2 separate regions of the Homo sapiens genome follow, and region 2 is linked to region 1. Evidence: chromatin loops called from intact Hi-C (ENCODE). Cell type or tissue: CD4-positive, alpha-beta T cell. All regions are shown on one strand.

What was found. Peaks named below come from ENCODE experiments on the same cell type or tissue, not always from the same donor. Only the 100,000 strongest peaks of a DNase experiment are listed, where the experiment ranks them.
Region 2: a loop joins it to region 1, with 4 times the contacts of the local background. A loop is called at or near these places in 3 of 110 quality-filtered maps.

The regions. Positions count from the first base shown.
Region 1 is chrY:21,256,340-21,264,339 of GRCh38, forward strand. The region is part of intron 2 of LOC107987347 (a long non-coding RNA gene); the gene reads right to left. Among named protein-coding and RNA genes, the nearest start is that of PRORY, 190 kb to the right of the region's middle. In CD4-positive, alpha-beta T cell, a CTCF peak has its summit at 4,181 (motif pointing left); a DNase peak (open chromatin) is centred at 4,202; H3K4me3 peaks cover 1,141 bases; H3K27ac peaks cover 263 bases.
Region 2 is chrY:21,018,121-21,026,120 of GRCh38, forward strand. No RefSeq gene overlaps it. Among named protein-coding and RNA genes, the nearest start is that of RPS4Y2, 270 kb to the left of the region's middle. In CD4-positive, alpha-beta T cell, no CTCF peak of the experiment used is centred here; a DNase peak (open chromatin) is centred at 4,391.

The DNA.
Region 1 (8,000 bases):
TTCTTTGATCATTAGTGATGTTGAACATTGGCTTATATGCATGCTGGCCTTTGGATGTCTTCTTTTGATAAATGACTATTCATATTATTAATAGCTTTTATTATCCTTTCAAAACTTAAATTTTGGTTTTCACAAACACATGAAGGTTTCTTACACAGTTAAACTCAGGTCATAGGGATGAGTTGTAAAGATTATTTCATCACCTGGAAATTAAGCCCAATACCCAATAGTTATCTTTTCTGCTTGTCTCCCTTTTTCTTCCCACCATCCTCAAGTAGACCCCACTGTCTGTTATTTCCTTCTTTGTTTTAACAAGTATTACTTAGCCCTAACCTTTGATGAAAACTATTGGTTTTCTCTTCCAGCATTAGCTTACTCAGATTAATACCCTCCATCTCCATCCATGTGCCTGCAAAAAAAAAACATAATCTTGCTTTTTTATATGTATATTGGCATAGTATTCCATGGTATATATATGCCATATTGCTTTATTCTATCATTAATGAACATTTATATTAATATCATGTCTTTGCTATTGTAAATACTGCTGCTATGAATATTCATGTGTATGTCTCTGTGTGGTAGGATGATTTATGTATCATCCTTTGGTACACACTTAGTCATAAAATTGCTTAGCCAAATGGTAGTTCTGCTTTTAGCCTTTTGCAGAATCACAATACTGCTTTCCACAATGCTTGAACTAATTTATGCACCCACAAACAGTGTATATATGTTTCCCTTTCTCTGCAGTCTTGCCAGCATCTGTTACTATTTCACTTTTTAGTAATAGCTTTTCTGACAGCTGTGAGATTGTATCTTATTGTGGTTTTGATTTGCATTTATCTAATCATCACTGATATTGAGCTTTTTTTATACATGATTATTGGCAGCATGTATGTCTTCTTTTAAAAAAAATCTGTTCATGTCCTTTTCCCATTTTTAATGGGGTTTTCTATTGGAATTGTGTTAAAGTTCTTTATAGATGTTGGGTATTAGACTTTTTCAGATGCATAGTTTGCAAAATTTTTCAGATTTTTGTCAGATGCACAGGTTGCAAAATTTTCTCCCATTCTGTAGGTTGTCTGTGTACTCTGTTGATAGTTTCTTTTGCTGTACAAAGTAACATTTTAATGGTTTTATTTGTTTTTCCTGTTGCTTGAGTTTATTATATATTCTAGATATCAGTGTATTTCTTTTGTTTCTACCCTGACCTTTGTAATTTATAATTTTCTACACATTGTGAGTAGTTTCATTTTGTTTTCCTAAAACTCTGAGTTGTCTTATTTGACTTTTTAGAGCTTTTTACTTTTAAGTGTTGGAATTTGTTGCTATCAACTTTTCTATTTTAGCGATATTTGATTTTTCTTTTTAATTTTATATATTGTGTTTACTTTTTTATTTGTCTCAACATTTAAACATTTTTATTTTTACTTTTTTTGGTTCATTGATTTTTCAGGAGCATGCTATTTAATTTTTACATATCTGTAAATTTCTGTAGTTTCTAATGTTTACTTTTATATTTTTAACTTTATAGTGTTATTTAATTGTGGTACAAATAGATATTAAATGTGATCTTGTTAAGTTTGTTGTGACTTGTTTTTTGTCCTAACATATAATCTATTCCACAAAATTTTCAAAGTGCAGGTTAGAATAATGTGTCTTCTACAGCATTTGGAGGAGAGGCTTTTATCTATTTCTGTTGGCTCCATTTTATCTAGAGCACAGTTTAAATCAGGTTTTGTGATTAAATCAAGTTGTGTTCATTGTCTGTGAATTATCTGACTTGCTGAAAGTGAGAGATTTAAGTGCCCTGCTATTTTAATATTGCAGTATTTCTTTAATTGTGATAATATTCTTTATCACAGTTTCTTTAATAGCTATAATGTTTACTTCATACATCCAAATGTACCATTGTTGGGTGATCATATATTTACACTGATTATATTTTTTTTCCAAATAGATCACATTGTCATGGTATCATGACCTTGTCCTTCTTACAGTTTTTCACAAAGTTTGTTTTATCTAATATAAATATAGTTACTTCTGTTTGCTTTGGATTTGCACTTTATGGAATAATTTTTTACATTCTTTCACTTTTTGGCTATACATTTTCTGAGAAGAAAGATGATAAAATAAATATTTTAAGAAATATATCCAGCTCTACAGATTATGTTTTATGTAATTCACCCAGTTAAAATACACAATGTGGCCAGGTGCAGTGGCCCATTCCTGTAACCTCAGCACTTTGGGAGGCCAAGGCAGGTGGATCACCTGAGGTCAGGAGTTTGAAACCAGACTGACCAACATGCTGAAACCCTACCTATCTCTACTGAAAAAACAAAAATTTGCTGGGTGGTGGTGTGCACGTGTAATCCCAGCTACTCAGTAGGCTGAGACAGGAGAATCACTTAAACCTGGGAGGCAGAGGTTGAAGTGAGCTAAGATTGTACCGTTGCACTTCAGCCTGGGCAGTAGAGTGAGACTCAATGTCAAATAAAAAAATACACAATGTATTTGCTTTAGGTATAATCACATATATGTGCAGCCATCAACATACTTTGTTTACAAACATTTTCATGTAAAATTAAGTGAAGAAATATTAAAATATTATATTCCTTTCTCCAGTCACATCTCAATCTTAATGAAGGATTAATTTGTTTTCTGCACGTATAACCTTTTTGTTTTTCTGTGTTCCATTCATTTTATAAGGATATGATAATATTTGGCCATTGGAATTGATGTTATAATGGCTGAAAAGCAGCATTTCAAACATAACTCATCCACTTAAAAAATAATGTGTCAAAAACCACATTTTGAATTTTTTTTTTTTTTTTTTTTTTGAGATGGAGTCTTGCTCTGTCACCCAGGCTGGAGTGCAGTGGCACTATCTTGGCTCACTGCAAGCTCCGCCTCCCGGGTTCACGCCATTCTCCTGCCTCAGCCTCCCAAGTAGCAGGGACCACAGGCGCCCACCACCTCGCCTGGCTAATTTTTGTATTTTTAGTAGAGACAGGATTTCACCATGTTGGCCAGGATGGTCTTGATCTCCTGATCTTGTGATCCGCCCACCTCGGCCTCCCAAAGTGCTGGGATTACAGGCATGAGCCATTTTGAATATTTTATCCAAAAATAATATTGGAATTTAACAGAGGAGTGACATTAAATAGCAAGAATTAGGAAGGAAAAAGTGAAAAGGCAGCCTGCTTGACCAGTAATGGCCAGGAGCTGGGAGTGAATTCCCACTCTCTGGAAAGGGTGAAAAAGCAGCTTTCTGTAGTCTGTGTTTTTGTTTTGTTTTTTGTTTCATCAAGTCATTTTATAATTCAGGCCACAGGACAGCACTTTAACCTTCTCTGTCACTGAATCCAATGTAGAAAGTTTCCAGACTTTGAGAAGAAACTGCTCCAGAGAGAGAGTTCATCATGAGCCCTGTGTCTTTTGTAAAATATAAGTGGCTATAACAAAGCTACACATTTGTCACTGACTCACCACTACTGTGTGCTGTCTCAGGTCCCAGAATTGCCCGTTCTAAGCACTAAGAAAATTCAGGTTATTGTTTGTGAAACAGATGCATGGACAGGGTGAGCTCCTGTGGAAGACTGCAGGAGCTCAATGTGGGCTTAGTCATCAGTGCTAGAAAATGGGTGCCACTTCCAGAACTTAAATGAGACACAGTAGCCATGCAGGCTTGGTTTTAATACAATGGCAGGCAGTGGGAAGTTTCTAGCATCCATGAGAAAGTTATAGACTAGGCATGGATTGCTGGGCTATACAGGTCAAACATATCTGCTGTGACAGCTAGGTCTGAGAAGACCCTGTAGGACTGAGGTGAGACAGAAATGCCTATTTCCCTCTCATTAGCCAAGGCTCTGATTGCTGAAGCTGGCCCCATTGTCTACATAGAAGCTGCCAATCTTCATCTGAGAATTTAGGCAAGTCTGAGGGACATCTTTCCCATGACCTTCATGGCTGGTGCATGCACTCACCATTAGGGAGACTGAGAGCAAAATTTTTCAGTTAGGCTCTGCTTGGCTTTGCCCCCATCTACCAAGAAAAAGTACACGGTCTGTGGCCTGGGGATTGTACAACAGAATCCACGAAGTGAGAAACCCAAGAACATCTCCTGGGGAACTGATGATGGGCCTAAATGCCTGATCACTCAAAATATTCCATCATATTAGCTGGTTCCTATATAAGGGCACCATCTGCTGGCCCAGAAAACAAATTAACACCCAAATATCTAATTGCAACCACTGCGAACAAGAGAGCACTGTGCTTGAGATGGAGCAGAATACCTCACCATTTCTAACACAATCACTTACTCTATGCCACTGAATCAGGGGCTCAAGAGCCTGCTTACCTGACTAGTTCATCAGTATCGTAACCAACACCTGAGAAAACCACCCAAAGGTCCAAGAATTGACCTGCCTGAAACTCTGAACACAAGTGCCAATGTAGGCTACTTTAAGACACAAGGATACACCTCCTTAACCACCATCAGTACCACTAAAGCCTGAAGATGGGCTTACCTGGAATTCTAGTACCCAATAAAACTTTATCACAGCCTCCACTAATAACCGCACCCTAACAACCCAAGAATTATATAAATACTATTAACACAGCTTACAGCTGAAGAAATAATGAAGAGATTTCACACCTGCATGCATCTGGAATCAAAGCCAAAGGTTTCTAGTCGACTAAAACCATAGACATTTCTAAGAGAAAGATCCCATCTCAACAAAAGTATTTGTTAAAAAAGGAAGAAGGTACTCTTACACCAGGTGCAAAAAATATCAATGTAAGGACAAAGAACACGTGAAGAAACAGAAAAAAAAAAAAACCACTTCTGATGGAATACAAAACGTTACCAGTAACGTATGTTAACTAAATATAAATTACTTATTTTTAATATTTCAACTCCTCTTTTACATGCAGAAGCTACATATTCTTGTATGTTACATGGGTATGTGATGTGCTGCTGAACTGCGTCATATAAATCTCATCACCCAGGTAGGAAGTATAGTACCCAAAAGGTAGTTTTCAACACAACTCTCTGCTTGCTTCCTTTCCCCTCTAACAGTAAACAGCGTCAGTTGTTCATGTGTGCTCAAATTTAAGCTTCAACTTACAAGTGAAAATATGTGGTAGTTGGTCTTCTGTTCCTGAAATAATTTGCTTAATATTATGGCCTTCAATGGCAACTATGTTTCTGCAAAGGACATTAATTTTTTCTTTTTATAACTGCACAGTATACAATTGTGTAATGTGCAACATATTCTGTATCTGAACCATCATATATGGGCCCCTGGATTGATGCAGTGTTCTTTTATATTGTGGACACCATGGTAATGATTATACAAGTTCATGTTTATTCTTGCATAGAAAAATTTTCCTTAGAGTATATACCTACAGCAATAAGATTATTGGGTTGAATGTTGGGTTGGTAGCACTATGTTATCTGACAAATCTCCAGACTGCTTTCCACAGTGACTGAACTAATTTACATTTACTCTCAAAATGTATCAGTGTTCCCTTTTCTCTGGAGCCTCATCAGGATGTCTTATTTTTTGATATTTAATAATAGTTATTCAGACTAGTGTGAGATGGTTTCACATTGTGGTTTTAATATGCATTTATCTGATGGTGAGTAATGATGAGCATCTTTTCTTATCTTTGTTGATCGCTTGTATATCATCTTTTGAAATACATGAGTTGTGTGTTTTATGCTTGTTTAAATATTTTTTAAACATAGTCACCCTGGTGAATCTGGTGACTATGTTCCTTGGAAGTGGTCATCTTGTTCTAGCCAGAGTTCACTGTATTTCCTAAATTTGCATGTCAACCTATCTAATGAGATTACAGAAATTTTCATGACCTTTATTTATTCTGTCTGTCTTCTGTCTTAGGAATGACAATAAGTCATAGACTTTGTCTCTTTAAATAATGCCATATTTTGCAGAAGTTCTTATTTTTACTTTAAATAATATTTTATTTATTTATTTTTTCTTTTAGCTGAATTGATCAGAAGTACGAGCCTTTGCACTCTGAGATTGTTTTTTTTCTGAGATTGGTGTATTCTGCTGTTGGTACTCCTGATTGTATTATAAAATTATTTTACTGAATTTGTAGCTCTGAAAATTTAATTTGGTTTATCTTAAAATGATTATTTTAGTTCTTGGTGGATTGATTCTCGGGAATTTTTGGATTAGTTTTCAGCTTTGTTCTGAATTTTGATTAGCTTCCCTATAATCCATAATGTCTTCTATTTAAGTCATTTCAGACTGGTTAAAAAGTATGGATGGGAAGCTTATGGTTTTACTGGGAGAGAAGGGGGTACTCTGGCTTTTTGAATTGCACTAGGTTGAATAACACAGGATTATTGCACAGATACATTCTTCTCTGTGAATGTTGTTATTCCTTTAATTTTGATATTAGTTTGATATTGGCTTTGTTTCTGAATGTTTTATAGAGACAAGGCTCTGTGCAGGGATTTTGTGGCTGAATTCTTGTGACTGGTTTCATAGAGGAGTATATTAGCAAAATATTTTTGGTTTTGTAGTTTAGGCTGTGATACAGCTGGTGACATTTAAGAGTAATAGCCAGCAGATAGGCTTTTACTAAACTTTTTTTTTTTCCCTCATGTTTGCAGCCATGCTCAGTGTTGTGGGAGGCAGGGAGGTGACACCCTCACCATGTCCACTACTGGGCTTGGGGAAGTCCCCTACTATTACTGACAGCATACCCACTTTTATTTTATTTTATTTATTTATTTAATTTATTTATTTCTTCATGCATTCATTTATTTATTTTAGAAAGGGTCTCACTCTAGCCAGGCACGGTGGCTCACGCCTGTAATCCCAGCGCTTTGGGAGGCCAAGATGGGCAGATCACCAGGTCAGGAGATCAAGACCATCCTGCCTAACATGGTGAGACCCCGTCTCTAATAAAAATACAAAAAAATCAGCCGGGCGTGATGGCAGGCACCTGCAGTCCCAGCTTCCCAGCTATTCTGGAGGCGGAGGCAGGAGAATGGCGTGAACCCCGGGAGGCAGAGCTTGCAGTGAACCCAGATGACGCCACTGCGCTCCAGCCTGGGAAACAGTGCGAGACTCCATCTCAAAAAAAAAAAAAACAACAACAACAAAACAAACAAACAAACAAAAAAAAAACAAAAAACAAAAAACAAAGGGTCTCACTCTGTTTCTCAGATTGCAGTGCAGTGGCAAGATCTCGGTTCACTGCAACCTCCGCCTCCTGGGTTCAAGTGATTTTTGTGCCTCAGACTCCCAAGCAGCTGAAACCGCAGGCAGGCACCACCACAGTTGGCTACTTTTTTGTAATTTTAGTAGACAGAGTATTTCTCCCTGTTTGCCAGGCTGGTCTCAAACTCACTGGCCTTAGTTGATCCACCCACCTCACCCTCCCAAAATGCTGAGATTACAGATGTGAGCCATAGCACCTGGCCCATACCCACATTTCTTCTGTTATATGTTTCAGTCTGTGAGGCTCCTTTGGAAAGAGTCAATGACTGGGAGATAAGTCACACTTTTTCTGTACTAGCTTTGTGAAGGAAGGCATGTTATGCTCCCACACCAGCCCATGATGAATAAATCACCCTTGTCAGTTCTCCAAGAGTGTGGACTCTTTCCCAACTTATCTGCCAGCTGTGATTCTCAACATTCCTGAGCTGCGTGCTGCAGCCCTTTGGTGCCAGGTTAGGCATATGGCTTTATTATCCATATGTTTGAAACACAGTTCCCATGTTCCAGGTGCACTGAGAGATCTAAAGTGCTCCAAGACTGCAATGAAGGAATATACCTTCTATGTGCATCAGAAGCTGTGCTGTGCACTCAATCCTGGTAAGGAGGTATGGCTCCTGGGAGGCACTGGGAGGTAGGTGTGCCTGCAAAACAGACATGCCCAAGTCCTGCAGGGAAGCTGGCTTTACTTTCTTTTATACCTATATAGCTAGGGCTAGGTTTTCTCTAAGAAATGTGAAG
Region 2 (8,000 bases), 240 kb before region 1:
ACCAAGGCAGGAGAGGAGACTCATATCAACTAAAGAGTAAGCCCAGTGGTATGTCACAATGTCCTTTGTGGGCAATACCAACGAATAAAAACAGAGTCACATCCCCGAAGTGCTGGGCTCAGCGATTTGAAGCAAAACCATCTGTGGGCTTAGCCCACACAGGACACTCAAATCACTAAGGTGCTAGACAGAAGCATGTCACAATGGTACCTGCAGGAGGCTTTAAGTGATGGTACTAATGATCCCACAAATGTCTTGATTTCATGCATGAGGGTGAATTTTCTTGTATGTTGGATCTAAGTATACTAGTCACAATCTCAATAGTGGACTTAATCTGGCCATAAAAGCCTCAACCTCTCCTGCAGACTTTGTCTCCTTCAGGGAGCCACAGCCACACACAGCACACACAGTGTGCTGAATTTTTGTTTGAGGGTGACCAACCTAACCATGGACTGGAATGATGTATGAGAGTAAGTTTTTAAACTTTTGACTGCCTTTTGACTGCAAACTTTTGGCTGTTAGATATAAAACCTCATCAATGGGCCGCGTTCCCGTGGGAGAATGAAAATCTTTGCTGTTGGCTGGATGTGCATATGAATGCACAATTCCACCTGTGTGCTGGGTTCCATAAACTTTCTACACTATCTGAAAGCTTTATACAATATAAATGAGAGTCTGGGCTGGGTGCAGTGGCTCGTGCCTGTAATCCCAGCACTTTGGGAGGTCGAAGTGGATGGATCACCTGAGGTCAGTAGTTCAAGACCAGCCTGGCCATCATGGTGAAACTCCATCTCTACTAAACATACCAAAATTTAGCTAGGTGTAGTGTTGGGTGCCTGCAATCCCAACTACTCAGAAGGCTGAGACAGGAGAATCACTTGAACCCGGGAGGCAGAGGTTGCAGTGAGCCAAGATCATACCATTGCACCCGAGCCTGGGCAACAAGATTGAAACTCTGTCCTGAAAGAAAAGAAAAAATAAAAAAGAGTCTCGATGTGTTCTGAAGCCTTTTTACTGGTATGGACACATAAACTCAGCTGTGTCCAGCACAGATATGAGAGTCAACGTCTCTCCAATTGACTCGGTCCTCTCTCCAATTGACTTGGTCCAAATAAGAGGGTCTTTACCTGCCTGTGAGCTGGGTTTAGAAATAGGTTATATTTCAACTGTGGCTATATGTTCACATATGACAGTCACAGTTTTAACTGTGGACTCTTTCTGCATGTGATATTCAGAACCCCCACAATGGATTGTGAGAATGACTATTATAATGCCAACTTTATCAGTTGGCAATGTGCAAACATAAGAAACCCGATTGTGGCCAGGTGCAGTGGCTCACATCTGTAATCTCAGCACTTTGGGAGGCTGAGGCTGGCAGAGCATCTGAGTTCAGGAGTTTGAGACCAGCCTGGCCAATATGGTAAAACCCCGCCTCTACTAAAAATCCAAAAAAAAAAAAAAAAAAAAAAAAAAAAAAAAAATTAGCCAGGCATTTTGGTGTATGGCTGCAATCCCAGCTACTTGCAAAGCTGAGGCAGGAGAATCACTTGCAACATGGGAGTCAGAGTTTGCAGTGACCTGAGGTCACACCATTGCACTCTAGCCTGGGTGATAAGAGTGAAACTCCATCTCAAAAAGGAAAAGAAAATAAAAGAAAAAACACAATCTCAACTACGCACCAGGATTCATGATGACACTCTCTGTACCAAATAAGAACTTTATACTACGTACTAGAGAGTGGTAATCTTCTATGACCTTCATATATACATGCTCTCTGGTTATTTTCCAGACTTGTTGACCTCTCTTCATAGTGTTATTGGTCTCCATATTTCCATTTTCTTTCCTCAGTGGCTGATACTGATTAATCAGTAATCTCAGAACCTGTTTGGCATGTAGCATGCAGCATATGAGAATAAGTGTCTATTGTCAGTTCTGGGTCTAGCGTACCTTTAACTGTAGCAGTTTCTATGTGACCGACTACATTTACAACATAAGCTGAATTACAGACAATGTTGGTAGGATCTGCAGCTGTGAGCTGTAAAATCTGAATGACTGCAGTTAGCACTGAGAATTGAGCTGAAGCCCCAGAGGGCATTATTGTTTGAGTATGTTTAGGTCCATAGAGAGTGGCACGACCTTTAGAAGAGCCATCAGTAAAATAAGTCTGTCCACCTGGAATAGGCTTGTGATGAGTAATCACAGGAAGAATGAAAGAATGGAATTCATAAAACTACAAAATTTTGTCTGAGGGATAATGAAAGCAAAGGTTTCTGCAGGTGTAGCTGGGAGGCATGCCATTGCTAAAGCATTTGTTCTACAAGCTGCAACTCCAAATTCTGCCTCTTTGGCCAACTGCCATGGGAAATTTAGTGAAGAGTCTCCTGGCAGGGTTTAACCTTTCTTTCCAGTTATTGATATTGGGTTAGGGTTTCCTTGTAGGAATTTCTCTAAATATTTTCCACTCTGATGTCCCATGTCCTTCAACATTTTAAATCCTAGGTTATCAAAGTTTTCATTTGTAAGTCTCATATCCCATGCTGTAAGTAAGTCTTGACCCCATAAATTGATAGCTATATTTGCAACATAAGGCTGAAAAGTACACCATTGTCCGTCTGGACCAGGAAAAGGTAAAATCTCAGCACTCTGTTAAACACTTTGAGCTGTTCCTACTCCCGCTAAGGATGTAGAAGTTAATTGTAATGGCCAGGATGGGGGCCGATTGTCTTTAGATATTATTGACACATCAACTCCCGTATCCATAAGCCCCCAAATTTATTTCCTTTAATTTGCACTACACAGGTGGGCCTATCAGAGGCTATCGGTTGGGATGGATAGATTTCCCATGTAGTTGTGCTGCTAAACCGTTTATTCTCTTGTTTCTCCTTTCATGGAGGAGGGTGTAATTTGCAGGGAATAAACAATAATTGAGCAACATATTCTCCTGGTTCAAAAACCCAAAGATCTTGTTGTTGTACCCAAGCGAGTTAGAGGAACACCACACTTTGAGACAAATTTAAGAGTCCTTTATTAGCCAGTGAGAGAGAGACGGCTAACGTTTGGAATTCTCTTGGCCCCGAGGAAAAGGCTTGCTTTTCCTTTATACTTTGGTTTAGGAAGGGGAGGGGAGCTCAGTTGCAACAATTCTACAGAAGTGAAAACATGCGAAAAACTTAAAAAGACAAATGGTTACAGGGAAGACAACAGTTCCAGGTGCAGGGGCTCTAAATCTATCATAAGATGTTAGGTATGGGGGCTCTGCCAGACAGAAACTCAAGGCGTTATGGTGTTATCTCTTGAGCAAAATCCTGGGAACTTTGTACATTGCTTGCTTCAGTACCTTATCAGTTAATTGGACTCTTTGATATGTTGAGAGTCAGCTTACACAAGTGAACTCCTTGAGGAAGGGGGTGGGTAAGGAGTCCTTGACGTCTTGTAAATGAAGGAGCCAAATGGAGTTCATCAGGCTTTCTCAGCCAAGGGAGAGCTTATACATGTGGAAACAAGGCTAGGTGATTAAGGGAGAAAGGGAGAGTCTAAAAGCAAGGTTAGTAAAAACAAGGTTAGGTATTACATCGTGACATTAAAACTACTTGAATTTCTCCTTCATAATGAGAGTCAACAACTCCTGGGGGTACAGTATTGCCCTGTAAATTAAGATGGCTTTTGCCTAAAATTAGTCCCATACATCCTGTTGTTGAAGGTCCCCAAATGCCAGTGGAAATCTTGTTGGGTTTCTCTCGTCCCACTAATGTTACCCATTCTCTGACCAGGACATGTAATCCTACACTTCCTGGTCTTCCTGGGGTGAGGAAATCAATGTTTCTCCTGGGAACCATTCCTGAAATGGTGTTGTGGTCTGAACTGGGAATGCTCTCATTGTTTGAATGACCTTGGTCCAGGCCCCCATCTCATTCCCCAACAGCGGATGCCATTCTGTTGCAATCTTGAGTGGAACTTATTAGCCCAGTTGTTATAGCAACGGCAAAGTCCTGGAATTTTTCCAGTGGGTGGGACACTCCATTTTAAGTCTCTTTCTGTCCTCAGATCTGGCAGCATTCCTTTTTAAACTGTCCAGCTTTTCCACAATTATAATATTTTCCCATTTTAGGGTTTGTTCCTTGACTCCTTTTGTGTTTGGATTTCATGAGTTCTTGGTTTTAATGACTTCAAGAATGAAGACACAGACCCTCACAGTGAGTGTTACAATTCTTAAAGATGCTGTGTCTGGAGTGTGTTCCTGCAGATGTTCAGATGTGTCCAGAGTTTCTTCCTTCTGATGGGTTCTTGGTCTTCCTGACTTCAGGAGTGAAACCACAGACCTTTGCAGTGAGTGTTACAGCTGTTAAAGTTGGCACAGCCAGAGTTGTTTTTTCCTCTGTGGGTTTGTGGTCTCGCTGGCTTCAGGAGTGAAGCTGCAGACCTTTGTGGTTAGTGTTACAGTTCATAAAGGTGACACAGACCCAAAGAGTGAGCAACAGCAAGATTTATTGCAAAGAGTGAAAGAACAAGCCTCTACAGTGTGGAAGGAGACCCAAGCATGTTGCCGCTGCTGGCTCGGGTGGCCAGCTTTTATTCCCTTATTTTCCACTCCCACCCCACATCCCACTGATTGGTCCATTTTACAGAGCACTGATTGATCCATTTTACAGAGTGCTGATTAGTCTATCTTGACAGAGTGCTGATTGGTGCCTTTACAAACCTTTAGCTAGACACAGAGCACTGATTGTTGCATTTACTATCCTTTAGCTAGACAGTCCCCTACCCAATTAGCTAGACACAGAATGCCAATTGGTACATTTACAAGCTTTAGCTAGACACAGAGTGCTGACTGGTGCATTTACAATCCCTTAGCTAGACAGAAAATTTATCCAAGTCCCCACTGAACCCAGAAGCCCAGCCAGATTCACATATCAATCCCCCCTCTAAAGAGGACACTACAACTGTTGTTGGGAATTTGGCCAATAAGAGTTCTAGCTACTTCTTGCTGGATAGGGATGAAGAAGGGGTCCTGCAGTTGTAGTGTCCACCAGAGGGGAACTCTTTAGGCCAGTGGAAGGGCCAGTGGGACAGTCCAGGGGTTCTCAGTAGAAGTTGTTAGTTGAACTCATTTGGGTTTCCATTTTGAAAGACCATCTGTAGCTGTGATGGCCTCAATTCTAGAGGAAACAAATTTGAAAAGAAGCTTAAAAATACAGGTCCCAAAGCCTGGTAACAGCAAGATATCTGCCACGGAACCTAGAAAGGGGATAAAGCCATGCTGTCCAACTCCAGAGGCTGATATAAGAGTTTGAAAGGTGTTTTCTGATTTCAGAAGCCTTTTCCTGTAAATGTCAGGTGGCATCTCCTACTATCCCTGACTGGTTCGTGTAAAAACAACACTCTTCCCCTAAGAAGGTGCAGAGTCCTCGTTTCTCAGCAGTGAGGAGGTCTAGGCCTCAGTGGTTTTGGAGAGTCACTGTTGCCGAAGAGTCTATTTGGGATTGTAGAGTAAGGATAGATTTTGTTATTTTTTGCAAACTGTCTGAGAAATCCTTTGAGAGTGTGTGGTAGTAGGATAATGAAGTAGATAAACTGGCTATTCTGGTTCCTGTAGCAGTGGTCATTCCTAACACTATAAGTAGGGGTATTGGTTATATGGCTCTGTGCTGACAGACTTGAACTTTCAGGGACACTGATAGGGTCTGATTTCCATAAGATGAGAAGTTAGGATAATATATGTCACACTGTTAACTTTTAGCAAACTGTACTTTTGTTGAAAACCTTGTAAGTGTGGGATTTTAATTATTCTTTGCCATTAATAAGACCTCATTCATTCCATATTAACTTAAAATTGGTATAGATGGCTCCTTCCTGATTCTGTATGTACTTTAAGTTTTGGCTGAGTGCAAACAGGTCACATGTTTGAGCAGACCAATTATTGGGCAATTTTCCTATCTCTGCTTCTACAAGAGTTTTCTTATCACTTACTTGTGTCTTTTTTTTTTTTTAATTGCCTAGGAGGAATCATCTATCATCCTGTCCTGAAGGGAGTTCCTCCTATGTCTGGTCGGATTTTCCGATGTAGATACCCTGTCAGGAAGCCTGCTGGGTTAAGAATTTTTGATAGGAAGGCTATAGGTCATCAGTGGCCTCAGTACTTTTGGGCTATGCCCTTGTTTTCACTGACAACAAGGTCGTATTGGAGTGTTAGAGTTACAGAGAAAACCTTCAATTATCAATTATAGGTTTTAAATTTACCCTGGCTTTTAAACGAATAGGGTAGACTGTTTTTTCTTTACTACTTCTATTTCTTTCTCTCTCTTTGACTCCTTTCTCCTTTGTCTCTTCCTCTCTTTTCTTCTCTGCTTGACTTTCTGTCTCTCTGTCTCTTTCTCTCTATCTCCTTTTCTTTGACTTCCTATCTTTCTCTTTCTCTCTATCTTTGTCTCTCCCTCTCTCTGATTTTCTGTCTCTTTCTCTCTTTCCTTCTTTGACTTTGTCTTTCTCTTTCTCTCTGCTGGTCTTCTCCTGCCCCTGCCAGCTTCTTATGCTGCTGTTCTCTCCTCTCCTTCCCCTTATTGATGGCTTTGGCAGTGTAAGACTGCCACCTCCTTGGGTTTTTGCACTGAGTGCAATAACTCCATGATTTAATTGTGTTATTTAATGGGGGTTCTCACAGAGGTTAGGAACTCCTTTTCTTTCCATATTGCAGCATGGGCATGTAGGATTAGATAAGCGTACTTGCTATCTGTATTCACATTTATTCTTTTTCCCTTTCCCACTTCTAAGGCTTGGGTAAGTGCCGCTAGTTCTGTTAACTGGGCCTTGGTCCTGGGGGGAAGAGGCTTACTTTCAAGTACAGTTACATCACTAACTATGACATAACCCGTCTTTCAAATCTCATTTTCCACAAATGAATTTCCATCGCTATATATGTTAAGGTCAGGATTAGCCAAGGGGTATTCTAAGAGATCATCTCAGGTGGCAAAAATCTGGACTTCAACCTGTTGACAGCCATGCTCGACCAACTCCCCATCCTCTGCGAGAACACTGTGAGCCACTGCAGGGCTGAAGGCTGCATACATATGCACTTGAAACACCCATCCCTCAAGGAGTAGTACCTGGTGGTTGTCTGATAGTCACAAACTTCCTTTGGCACCTAGTATGCCATTTACATTATGAGTAGTCCAGACAGTGAGATACTTTCCTTGTATTATTTTGATAGCCTCTGATACTAAGACAGCCACTGCCACTACTACCTGTAAACAGTGAGGCCAGCCTTTTTCTACTATATCAATCTCCTTACTTAGGTATGCCACTGGTTGTGGGGTTGTCCCATGAGTCTGAGTAAGGACGCCAAGAGCTATTCCTGCTCTCTCTATGACATATAAAGAAAAGTTTCATCTTGTGAGAAGGCTTGAGACTGGGGCTTGAGTTTATTCCTTCCAATGCCCAGATTTCAGGGTTTATTCCCTCCTCAACAGAGGATGACAAATGGGTAACTTGTTCCCCATATTCATGTAGATAACACCTCTAGCTTTGGCTAATATATCCCTCCCTAGTAAGGGTGTGGGACTTTCAGACATGACAGGATAGGCAAGTGAAAAGAGCAAAGTCTCCCAATTACAACTGAGGAGGTTACAGAAATACTTGGTTACAGGCTGTCCCAGAATTCCTCAGATGGTAACAGACCTTGAGGACAGTCATCCAGGACAGGAGATTAACACTGAGAAGGCCATGCCAGTGTCCAGGAGGAATTCAATTTCCTGGCCCTCAATGGTTAAACATACCCAGGGCTCAGTGAAGGTGATGACATGAGCTGGTGCTTACCCCAGGCACCCTCACTCCTGTTGTTGGACCATCTGGTTGAGGGACACATGACCCAGATGACCTTTGTCCTCAAGGGCAGTGCAGCTTCCAGTGATTGTCTTGGTATAGTGGACATAGATCAGGGGGTGGCTCGTTTTTCACTGGACAACCTTTTTTAAAATGTCCTTGCAAATCACACTTGTAAAAGGCCT